3 separate regions of the Homo sapiens genome follow, and all the other regions are linked to region 3. Evidence: read pairs that join two places in POLR2A ChIA-PET (ENCODE). Cell type or tissue: Caco-2. All regions are shown on one strand.

Evidence for each region. Peaks named below come from ENCODE experiments on the same cell type or tissue, not always from the same donor. Only the 100,000 strongest peaks of a DNase experiment are listed, where the experiment ranks them.
Region 1: POLR2A ChIA-PET joins it to region 3 with 6 read pairs; 3 of 35 experiments call an interaction of 5 or more read pairs at or near these places.
Region 2: POLR2A ChIA-PET joins it to region 3 with 9 read pairs; 3 of 35 experiments call an interaction of 5 or more read pairs at or near these places.

The regions. Positions count from the first base shown.
Region 1 is chr9:112,762,369-112,766,368 of GRCh38, forward strand. The region is part of intron 1 of SNX30 (sorting nexin family member 30); the gene reads left to right. Among named protein-coding and RNA genes, the nearest start is that of SNX30, 14 kb to the left of the region's middle. In Caco-2, no CTCF peak of the experiment used is centred here; DNase peaks (open chromatin) are centred at 2,253 and 2,683; H3K4me3 peaks cover 464 bases.
Region 2 is chr9:112,870,965-112,874,964 of GRCh38, forward strand. SNX30 (sorting nexin family member 30) reads left to right here. Exons shown (of 9, transcript NM_001012994.2): 9 at 1-4,000. Among named protein-coding and RNA genes, the nearest start is that of SLC46A2, 18 kb to the right of the region's middle. In Caco-2, no CTCF peak of the experiment used is centred here; no DNase peak of the experiment used is centred here.
Region 3 is chr9:112,678,838-112,682,837 of GRCh38, forward strand. No RefSeq gene overlaps it. Among named protein-coding and RNA genes, the nearest start is that of INIP, 37 kb to the right of the region's middle. In Caco-2, no CTCF peak of the experiment used is centred here; DNase peaks (open chromatin) are centred at 2,084 and 2,354.

The DNA.
Region 1 (4,000 bases), 84 kb after region 3:
GAGCATATGCTACATACCTGGCTCTGTGCTACATGCTGGGGCTGTAGAGAAAGATAAAGAAGATCTCTCCCCCGAGAGGTTAATGGTCCAGTGAAGAAGAGAGACACATCAACAGATGGTTGCGGTAGCATGTGAAAAATGCTGCATGTATTTACTTAGCTCTGTGGCCTTGGGCAAGTTTCTTAACCTTGTAATGCCTCTGTTTCCCCTATCTAAAATTGGGATTATCTTACAGGGGGATTCTGAAGCTTAGCTGGGTGTTTAGTGTCTGGGGCACAGTAAAGGCCACAGCAGTGCTAAGTCTTGTCGTTGCCTTAGAAGCAGACCCTGAGAAAGCATTTAATCGCCCATAGTTCGCTTGAGAGCTGAAGGAACTGGCATTAGAGGAGCAAGGCAGCGAGACAGGGAAGGGAAGGCAATCAGCAGAGGCGACGTTACCAAGCCAGTTTCCACTGAGCAGAGCTGGAGCTTTACCCCACGGAGGAAGCCGCTGGGAGCCAGCATGGAGCACGAGCCTCGGTTATTCCCACTCCAGGTGAGGAAGCTGGGGTCTTCAAACAGCAGCTCTCTTTACTCATTGGTTGACGGCTGCTTGGGTGGGGTGTTTGGACGTGAATCACCAGGTGCTTTCTAGCCTGCCCCATGGGTGGGCAGAGGAGGTTCAGTGGCCAGGGGAAGCGGTCAGGCCAAGACATGCAGATGCTGGTAGGTGGAAGTCAGACCAGTGGGCACTGAAGTGTGATCAGGGTGAGGGGTTGTATGGGTGGGGCACTGACAGCATCTGCTACAGTTTATATATGTATATATATATTTTTTAGAGATGGGGCCTTGCTCTGTTGCCCAGGCTGGAGTATAGTGGCATAATCTTGGCTCCTACAGCCTCAAAATCCTCCTGAGCTTAAGTGATCCTTCTGCCTCAGCCTCCTGAGTAGTCCTCAGCTCCTGACCAGTCTTAGCTCCTAGTGGTGTATGGTGTGCCTTGCTATTTAAACTTTTTTTTTTTTTTTTTTTTTTTTTTTTGGTGTGTGTGTGTGTAGAGAGAGGCGTCTCACTATGTTGCCCAGGCTGGTCTTGAGCTTCTGGCTTCAAGCGATCCTGCTACCTCGGCCTCCCAAAGTGCTGGGATTATAGATGTGAGCCACTATACCTGGCCCAGTTATTATGTTTTTTAAAAGAATTATTTGTTAAACCTGAGTGACAGGCCGGGCGCCGTGGCTCATGCCTGTAATCCCAGCATTTTGGGAGGCCGAGGAGGGTGGATCACGAGGTCAGGAGATCGAGACCATCCTGGCCAACATGGTGAAACCACGTCTCTACTAAAAATACAAAAATTAGCTGGGCATGGCGGCGCGTGCCTGTAATCCCAGCTACTTGGGAGGCTGAGGCAGGAGAATCGCTTGAACCAGGGAGTTGGAGATTGCAGTGAGCCAAGATTGTGCCACTGCACTCCAGCCTGGTGACAGAGTGAGACTCTGACTAAAAAAAAAAAAAAAAAAATTATTTGTTTAAATTTACGGGGTACCTATGTAATTTTGTTACATGGATAGATTGTGTAGTGAAATCCAGTGCTTTTAGGGTACCCATCACCCAAATAATGTATATTGTACTCAATAATTTCACATCACCCACCCCTCTTCCATTTCCTCCACCCTTTCGAGTCTCCTTTGTCATTCCATGCCCTATGTCCATGTAGATGATGAAAGTTATGTATAGGGAATAAAGTAGGGTGAGACCTTGCTTTGGAGGATGGTGGCTTTTCCAAAGAAGATGATGTTTGAGCTGGAGAATGAAGGAATACATGTCTTACAAATGGACAGAAGGAAGAGCAACTCAGGCGGAAGAACCAGCACATACTAAAGCTTAGCAGTGTCAAGTGATGCACGCACAGCGAGCAAGGGGATTGATGAGGCTGGAAAGGTTGGTAGGGTCCTGGCTGTGGTCTGTAGTGGCAAATAGTAAGGACTTTAACCTGAGTAATTGGGAGACCAATTAAGTGTTTGTCGTCGTTGTTGTTGTTGCTGTTTTTTAAAGAGATGGGGTCTCACTCTTTTGGCCAGGGTGGAGGAGGGCAGTGGCACAATCATAGTTTACTAGAACTCCAGGGCTTAAGCAATCCTCCTACCTCAGCCTACTGAGTAGCTTGGACTGTGGGCATGTGTCACTGTGCCTGGCTAATCTTTTCATTCCAATCAAGTGTTTTAAGCGGGGGAGGAACAGGGCCGTGTTTGGGGTTAGAGTCACTGATCAAGAACTAGCTGGGATTGGGTGGGTGGAGCCTGGCGGCAAGGAGTCCAAGAAGAAGGCTGTTGCAGTGGGAGGTTGGGGGAGGCAGTTTCAGTAGGGCTTTGGCTCACTGGATTCAGAGAGTGTACTGGTTAGTGGTTTGCTTGCAAATAATAGATATCTAGCTTGCATTAACTTAGCAAAAAGGTGAGCCTATAGACAGGCTTGCTTTAACGTAGGAGTAAGCTGGAACCAGGGGTCTGAATGCTACTGAGGGTCGGCTTTATTCTCTCAGACTAACATCATCGACGCAGGGGGAGTTGTGGCAGCGCGCCTCCCTCACATTGCACAGCTGTGCCTCCAGAAAGGGAGTGAGTCTATCTTCCCAGGGGAAAAGGTCAGGGAGACCTGGCTTGGGTCACGTGCCTACCTTTAGGCTGATCAACTGAGCTCAACCTGGGCCAATCAACAGTGGCTTGGGGAGGAGACTGAAACAGTAAGGAAGTCCCAATTCCAGCTACCGGGTTCAGAAGCAGCTGTGAGGTGTGCAGGACAAACAGTGAAAGATCACTGTGGAAGAGACTCTAGGGTCACTGGCTTTAGGAACTGGCTGAATGATGGCAAGAATAGAACAGGAATTTGAGGAAAAGTAGGTCAAAAATTATAGATTTTCTAAGGCATGTATGCCTTTTACAAATTGTGATATACTTCACATACCATAAAATTCACCCTTTTAAAGCATACATTTTAGTGGTTTTGAATATATTCACAAGATAATGCAATGGTCACTGCTATCTAATTCCAGAACATTTTCATCATCTCAAAAAGATACCCCATACCTGTGAGCAAACACTGTCCATTTTCCCTATTCCCAGCCCCTGGCAACTGCTAATCTGCCATCTGTCTCTGGAGTTTTCCTATTCTGGACATTTCATATAAATGGAATCATACAATATGTGTGGCCTTTCGTGCCTGGCTTCTTTCAGTTAATCTAGTGTCTGAAAGCCTCCTCCATGTTGTATGTATCAGTACTTCATTCCTTTCCCTTTCCAGCTTTATTGAAGTATGATTGACAAAAATTGTATAGACTTAAGATGTACAACATGTTTTGATACACTTAAATATTGTGAAATGATTACCACAATTAAGCTAGCTAAACATATCCATCACCTCACATAATTGCCTTTTTGTGGTGAGAACACTTTAGATCTATTTTCTTTTTTTCTTTTTGAGATGGAGTCTCACTCTGTTGCCCAGGCTGGAGTGCAGTGGCGCGATCTCAGCTCACTGCAACCTCTGCCTCCTGGGTTCAAGTGATTCTCCTGCCTCAGCCTCCCGAGTAGCTGGGAATACAGGTGCACGCCACCATGTCTGGCTGATTTTTGTATTTTTAGTAGAGATGGGGTTTCACCATGTTAGCTAGGATGGTCTTGATCTCCTGACCTCGTAATCCACCTGCCTCGGCCTCCCAAAGTGCTGGGATTACGGGTGTGAGCCACCACGCCCAGCCTAGATCTATTTTCTTAGCAGATTTTAAGTATAAAATACATTATAGTCACCATGCCGTATATTAGGTCTCCAGAACTTATTCATCCTGTCATGGAAAATTCACACTTCTTGACCAGTATCTCTCCTTTTCCTCCACCCCTCCAGTGTTACTTCATTCCTTTTTATGGGTGAATAATACTTCATTTTATGGATATACCACATTTTGTTTATTCATCCATTGATGGACATTGGGTTGTTTCCTAAGCACATGTACTTTTTTTTTTCCCAA
Region 2 (4,000 bases), 190 kb after region 3:
AATGGTTAGTTGGGAAAGAAGGCAGCACTTGAAAAAATTTACCAGGTTCCTCACTGGGAGATGTGGGAAGGGGCGTGGGACGCACGCGGTCACTCCCTCTCCTAGTGAGAGGCAGATGGCTGGCTCTGAAGGGAGGCAGGCACCGTGGGATTTGGGCTTGCTCTGCTTGGTCCCCATGTGATGCCCTGTGCTGTAAGATATCAGAAAGACCTGGAACAAGGCAAACTTTATGTCCTCCTGGCATGTTATTGATAACAGAGCCAGGAAGTCCAGTGTACATTACAGATTTTCTGGGAGAAATAGTCCTTCCAGAGAAAGGATTCCTTCCCAGCCTCCAGGCTGGTGTCTCATGAGGTGAGGAGGCTGGCCCAGAAGGAAGGGGACGTTAGGTGGTGAAGCAGGCTCCCCTGGGCCTCTGAGGGCCAGCAGTCCCAACCATTTGCCTCTTCGTTTTGACCAAGCACAAAAGAGATATTCCCTAGAAGTGTCACACGGAGGCTTCTGTGCCAAAGACTGCCTTGTAGAGGTCTCATCACCTCACACTTCTTGACTTCACAAAATTGTGGCCCTGAGATCAGTACTCCTCTCTTAAGTATTTATTATTATTATTATTTACTTTACCTCAAGCAGACAGACATAGGTTTTGAGGCTTGAATACATGGCAGTGGAATACAAGGCCCTCCCTAGCAGCCGCCCCAGGCCTGGAAAGTGGGAGATTTCATTCGCCCGGGTTAAAAATCCAGAGGAAGACAGAAGAGAGGAGTCCTAGGAACTGAGCAGATTTTAGAGACGCAAATGATGTTTAAGAGAGCCTTGTGATTTGTAGCAAGCATGGGCACTGCTTTTTCTTACTAATGTGGTAGATCTACACGAACATTCTAGGCTGTTCTGCTCAGAGCGAGGAACCACTGCTCCTCAATGGGGAGGGAACATACCACCCAGCCAGGCTTAGCATTGGGTTTTATCCTTTAATAAAAGTTTTATAATGAATCCTGTTCACCTTAAAGTGTGATTATGGAGATGATTGGCTCCATATTCCACCACGTCATTCCTTCAACTCACCAGACACCTTTCTTTAGTTGAAATAAACCAGCATGACCTGGAGATCATGGTGACTGTAAGCTAAGTCTGTTTTCATGCCAGATTTCAGCCCCACCCAGAGTGTGCTCTAGATGTTGTTGATTTGAATGGTTTTCCCAGTTCCCACTCCACATGGGGAAGTTGAATGAATGCACACCTGCTGCTCACTTCTTGTGAGGCTGCCTTTTGTGATCAAATAACAGGAAGTTCTGCTTTAGAGGAGGGCACGATGACCATGTGGCAGTCTGCAAGTGGAATTTTGGGATGGCAGCCCGAGGAACATCCAGAGTTACTGTGTGACTTGGTCCTGCCATCGTTAGCTTTGAAATCACAGGCATTGGGCTCTGTTTTGACACCATTCATTGGACTGCGGGACAGTCATTCTTTACGTTCTCTCTTGAGCTGGTGAGAGAGGAGGAAGAGGGAAGTCAAGAGCAACCTCCAAGGCCTATGTCAGCCTCTTCTCCTTGGGTCTTGGGGTGGGTTAGAACTGGGTTCCAGTCTGGCCAGATGGGTTGCTGGCTGCACTGAGGGTGATTCTTCTCAGAAGATGGGCTGCCTGTGGTCAGGACAGGGCATACCAGTCTGGACTCCACCTTCCCAGACACCTACTTTAAGGACCTGTGGAAACTGGGTGATCCAATTATAGGGCTGGGGCAACCCTGCTTTGGCCACCCTCATTTACAAACTTAGGTTGGGAGCTTGGGTTTCCTGTCTCACTTCCAAAAGCCTTCAAGATGGCAGCAGATGGACACACCCTCTCATTTCTTGTGTCTTGTCTGTCAGATGGCAGGAGGCCTGTATCAGTAAATTTGAGGAAAATGTTCTCTCCTGGGCCAGCCTCACAGCTTGCGTTGGGTGTGTTGGAATTGTTCTCTTCGGCCTTGTTCTGCCTTGTGATCTTTTCAATTCAGTGAATAAACCAGGAATCCATTTTTTCACCAACCCACCCTGTAGATTGTCAGCTTTTTGTTTGAGAGATGCCTGGTCTCACAGTTACATGTATCAGAGTGTGTGTAAGTTGTCTGTGTTAGAAAGGTTGGGGTGGGGGCTTTGTTGCAGGGGATTAGACTGTTCTTTCTTCATCATAATTTGAGATACATCCTGAGTATGACTGTCTAACCCTTTCTGTGTGGCAGAAAAATATGTTTTCCAGGTAGTTTTTACTACTACAGAGAGTCTGTAAATAAGTGCTTTAAAAAAATAACAAACCAATAAGATATTTGTCTCCTATATAAACATTCTGTGTATTTAGCACTTGAAAATCAACAAATCCAGAATTTAAAAAAATGCCACAGACTTTTCAAAGCCCAACTCTACTTTTTTGAGAATTTGTCCGTACCTACTAATATGCCTTATTCTTCTTCACCTAGTGTTTTAAAAGTCCTGGGTAGAAAGAGTTTTAGAAATGTAATCAGTTGTTCAGCTTCAATAATATAGAGATCTAACATAGTCAGTCCTCAGGCCCCCTAAAGAAACAAGCAAGAAAGTGAGGGCCATCACTAGGGTTGGCTTTGGGGAGGGGAAAACTAAGGACTGCTTTTGCCAAATGATATTTTTGATAATGTAAGGAAACACAGGGACCACAAAACCTTTTTTTTTTTTTTAAGTGTGAAAGATTAGTGCCTTTTGGCATACTTTTGATTTTAGAGGATATAGTATCGGCATTGACAAATCACGTAGAAACAAAGAATGCTATAGATGACAACAGTATTAAATGTTACTCCTGATTCTGCAGAACAGCTTTTGAAGATACTGGGGGGTATCTTCAAGCCTCAGAGCAGCTTGTTTCAGATAGAAATTCTCTATGGGTTGAAATGCCAAAAACAGAAAACATGATGTTGACTCATGTAATTTAGTCCATTTTAGCAGAGCCTTTAGTGTTAACACCAGTGGCGAGGAGCATTGCATATTCTCTGTCAGCAGCAGCACTCCCACACCAGGTGGTTCTGGGCTCTCTGTAGGCTGGTCCTAGTAGGTGACACCCAGCAACACCCCTGTTGGACAGGATTGATTGTTCGCAGTCTTAGACCAACACTTCAGTCAGAAATGTTACTGGGAGGAGGAAAGGAAAATCACTTTTTTTCCTCCATGTGGAAATGAGGAGAGAGGAAAGTGGATTGCAAACCAAAATGTGAGTCAGTGTGATGAAGCAGTGGCTCTGTCATCTCGGCCTTTATCCAATAACAAACCAGCATCTCTTAAAGGCGCTTTTGGCCTAGACACCCCTGAAGTTTGGATGAAGTCTGGTGGATTCCCTGTCTGTTGTATTTCTGTGTGCCTGTTCCCTTCATTGCTGTGAGTTGGGAGTGCATTGAGAGATGATGTCCATCTGATATATTCCTGTGAAATAAACTGCCAGCAAACTTTCTAACTTGTATTTTAACTGTTAAAGAAGAGATTAAAAACTTCGGCTTTGGACATGTCCACATTATGGACTGTCATCTTATTTTTAAAAGTCATTCTTTACGTTTAAAATTTTAAAATAAAAACCTTCTGAGGTATTGATGTAGTCCACCGTGTAAATGTTACCTTCTCTCCATGCTGCCATTATGCCAAAACAAAAGCTGTGATAAAAAAAGTGCTTGAGAGAGTGTGTTGATAAGAAAGTGATTTATTTACAGATGGAAGTCTTTGTTTCATGAAGCTACCAAACTTTAAAAAGAATGTCACCCTTTTTTTTGTTTGTTATGGAAACCAGAGATTGTAAAATGGAAAAAGAATCGTTTTTTTGTTGACTTTTTGATGCTGGCACGAGGTTTTTGTCCACTTTTTTCATATATCTGTGTATAAAAAAATTGTTGTTTACTATGGAATTAGTATTACATTTTGAGGTAAACAAAAGAATTTGTATTGCTTGATAAATATTAGCTTGTAAATTTAAAGTTTCTTTACTTCAATTAACTTAAAGGACCAATAA
Region 3 (4,000 bases):
ACATAGTTAGCTTGGGCTTCCTCACAGCATGGCGGTCACAGGGAGTCAGATGTGTTACATAGTGACTGGTTCTCCACAGAGGACAAGAGCAGAAGCTGTCAGGCCTCTTCAAGCTAGGTCTAAACTGACATAGCATCTCTTCTGCCATATCCTATTTGTCAAAACAGGTCACAAGGCCAGCACATATGTGAGGGAAGGAAAACAGACTCCACTTTTTGATGAGAACAGTGGCATATGTTGACAGGGATGGGAGAAATTGATGGCAGCCATCTTTGGAGACTGCCCACCACAGAGTGGGGTATCAGGGTTGGTGATATACGTTTGAAAGTAATCAAAAGATAGTTGGTACCTAAAAGCCATGCTACTGGATAAGATTACTCAGGGAATGACTGTAGATAGAGAAGAGATGAAAAGGCTAATCTCTAGGCTATTCCAGCGTTTTGCACTTGGAAGGAGAAACCAGCAAATGACCATGAGAAGGAACAACCAGTAAGGTGGGAGGAAAACCAGGAGAGTGTGGTGTTGATGAAGTCAAGTGGGACAGCGTTTCAAGAAGGAGAGGGGGTGATCAGTTGTGTAAAATGCTAAGAGTTCAAGTAAGATAGAGATGAAAACTGACCATTGGATTTGGCCAAGTGGAGATGACTGGCAGTTTTCCAAGGATAATTTCAGTGAGTCTGTGGAGACAGAAGCTTGACTGGAGTGGGCTCCAGAGACAACGGGATGAGAGGATCTGGAGATGGGCAGCATAGACAACTCTTGGCGGGAGTTATACAGGAATGCAGAGGAATAGGGCAGTAATGGAATGGGATGCAGAGCAAGGGAAGACACAGTAGACAGCCTTCAAAAGGAGCGTGAACCATTCATCCGTGACAGTAAGAAAGGCAGCGTATATGGTCACAAGTGCAGGAGGAGAGGTTAGATGGGGTGGTGGGAGGTGCTATAGAGAGTAAATACAGTCTGGTGGTGATGGGCCAGATTAGACCAGGCTTGAAAAAGACATAAGATCATTGGGAGGGCTTTTAATAGGTGCAAATATATAAGCCAAAAGCATGAGCCTGTGGAAAGATAGAAAGTAACTGACAATGTGAAATCTCAAGGTATGTGGCTACAGAAGAGGATGCAGAAATGATGGGAAGAAGGGTAGGGATATACAGTTTCAGCTTCAGGGAAGGGCCAGAGTGTGGTGACCGCAGAGAGGAGAAGGCAGCCTTGAGGTGCAGAGGATGTCAAGGACCTGAGAGGAGGAGCGTATTGTTCAGCCCACACCAAGGTGGCTGTCAATGCAATGTCCCCAGGATAGCAGCAGGAGTAATGCAGAGGAGCTGAAGCTAATGAAAGAGTCAGGGTCCTGAGGGGATATGAGGGGGCACCCCCACACGGTTCTTGGCAATTATGACGCTGGAGTGGGCCTGGCTTTTTTTTTTTTTTTTGGAGACAGGGTCCCGCTCTGTTGCCTGGGCTGGAGTGCAGTGGTGCAGTCATGGCTCACTGCAGCCACGACCTCCTGGGCTCAAGTGATCCACCCGCCTCAGCCTCCCAAGTAGCTGGGACTACAGGTGCATGCCCCGCCTGGCTAATTAAAAAAAAAAATGGTAGAGACAGGGTTTTGACATGTTGCCCAGGCTGAGCTTGAACTCCTGTGCTCAAGTGATCCACTTGTCCCAGCCTCCCAAAGTGCTGGGATTATAGGCGCGAGCCACCGTGCCCAGCCTGGCCTGGCTTTTTTTAAGCAGGGAGGAGACATGCGTTTTTAAGAAGTGAATTCTGAAATGAAGTTAAAACAATATTCTGGAGTGGCAACGGTGAGTGGGCCAGAAACTAGCTGAATCTACAGCCAGAAGGCAAACATATCAGCTTACCTCCTCCTGAGAGGTACCAAAGACCTACAGATTTCCTGAGAAAGCAGGGTATCAGGAAGAAGAGTGGAGACAAAGGGGACAGTGGGAATGGCTTGGAAATACTAGAGATATTTTGGTGATTGAACCAAAGGAATTCCAGAGATACCAAGAGGGAAATCACCAGGAAAGGCCGTGTCGTGGAAGGGTTCAGGTCAGCAGGTAGGTGCAGGGGAGATGAGTGAACAGACGCAAGGGCAAGGGAGGCAACTGACCTGGGTGGTGATTAACAAAGGTGTCAGGAAGGCAGCAGAGGCAGCATGGTGTGGGCTTGAGGAGGGACTGGTGTACTGGAGTTTGGCTTAGATGTGTGGCTAAGAGGCTAGCAAGTTAGTACACTTCGTATGAGGGTAGTTCTATGACAAGTGACAAAAACCTACTTCAATCCAGCTTAAACAGTAACAAGGATTTATGACCTCCCCTCACTGGGCATTCCACAGGAAGGGGAGCTAGCACCTAGGGACTGTTGGGCTCCGCAGCCCAATGATGTCATCAAGGGCCCAGTTTCTTTGCGTTTCTCTGCTGTACCTTTTAGAGTGGTGGCTTCATTTTAAAACTTGCTCCACTTCATGGTCACAAGGTGGCTGCAAAAAACACAGGACAATCTGCTTCCTTTTGCATATCTAGAGAGGGAGTCCCTTTTGATAATGTCTCAGAAAGGTGACTGCCTCTTTTCCATAAGCGCAGCAAACCCCTCCTGGAGTCTCATTTGAGCAATGCCTCCAATCCTAAACCAATTCCTGTGGTGTGGAAATACCACATGCTGACTGGTGTGGGCACGAGTTACCTGAGGCAATCACTGTGGCAATAAGGAATGACCCTGACTGGTTCGGAGCATGTAAGGCCCATTCCTGTTGTTGGGGCACTGTTGGCTTCCCCTGAAGGACACCGGCTGTTGGGGAAGGAGCGTGGCCAATACAAATCTGAGTAATGTTAGGAAGTGGGAAAGTCATGCTGAATAGAGTTCTAAAATATCCACTTCACTACTTCACTGAGCTCTTGGGAAAATTAAATGAATATTTTGTGAGGATGCCTTGCTTTTTCCGTCTTTTTTTTTTTTTTTTTTTTTTTTTTTTTGAGACCGGGTCTCACTCTGTCGCCCAGCCTGGAGTGCATTGGCGCGATCTCGGCTCACTGCAACCTCCGCCTCCCAGGTTCAAGCGATTCTCCTGCCTCAGCCTCTCGAGTAGCTGGGACTACAGGTGTGTGCCACCACATCTGGCTGATTTTTTGTATTTTTAGTAGAGATGGGGTTTCACCGTGTTAGCCAGGATGGTCTCAATCTCCTGACCTCGTGATGCCCCGCCTCAGCCTCCCAAAGTGCTGGAATTACCACACCCGGCCGCTTTTTCCTTCTTAAAAGGCTTTTGGAGTTAGAGATACAGAAGAAAACTGGAGGAAAGAAAGGTAGATAGGGGAGGGAGGTGAACAGAGAGAAATTTGGGGAAGGACCCAACAACTAAATGCAAGAGAAAGCGAAGACAGATGGGGCTGGAGTTGAAAGGCAGATGTAAACAGAACACACCTGTCTCTGAATTTGCAGACATGAAGAGTAATATTCTTTTAGTACCTCACATGTTCCCCTTTCCCAAGAGCTGATGAGGGCTGGATGGGTTCATCTCTGTACCTGCCTATGCCCACAAATGTTCAATGTCTCCCCGCTGTGTACCAAGCTAGAGGTCTGGCGCACCCTGGAATTCCAGATGCTCTGGAATGGATCTAACCTCCGGTTAGCCTCGTTTCCAGTTATCTGCCTAGACATGTCTCTCTGTGCTCCAGCCAAATCGAGCTTTTGGTCTCCCCACAACGCCCACAAACCTGCTTTCCTCCTGCCTCTGTGCAGGTGTTTCCTTTGCTTTGAATGTTGCTCTTTTTTTTTTTTTTTTTTTTTTTTTTTTTGAGACGGAGTCTGGCTCTGTCTCCCAGGCTGGAGTCCAGTGGCTCGATCTCAGCTCACTGCAAGCTCCGCCTCCCGGGTTCCCGCATTCTCCTGCCTCAGCCTCCCGAGTAGCTGGGACTACAGGCACCCACCACCGCACCCAGCTATTTTTTTTTTTTTTTTTTTTGTATTTTTTAGTAGAGACGGGGTTTCACCGTGTTAG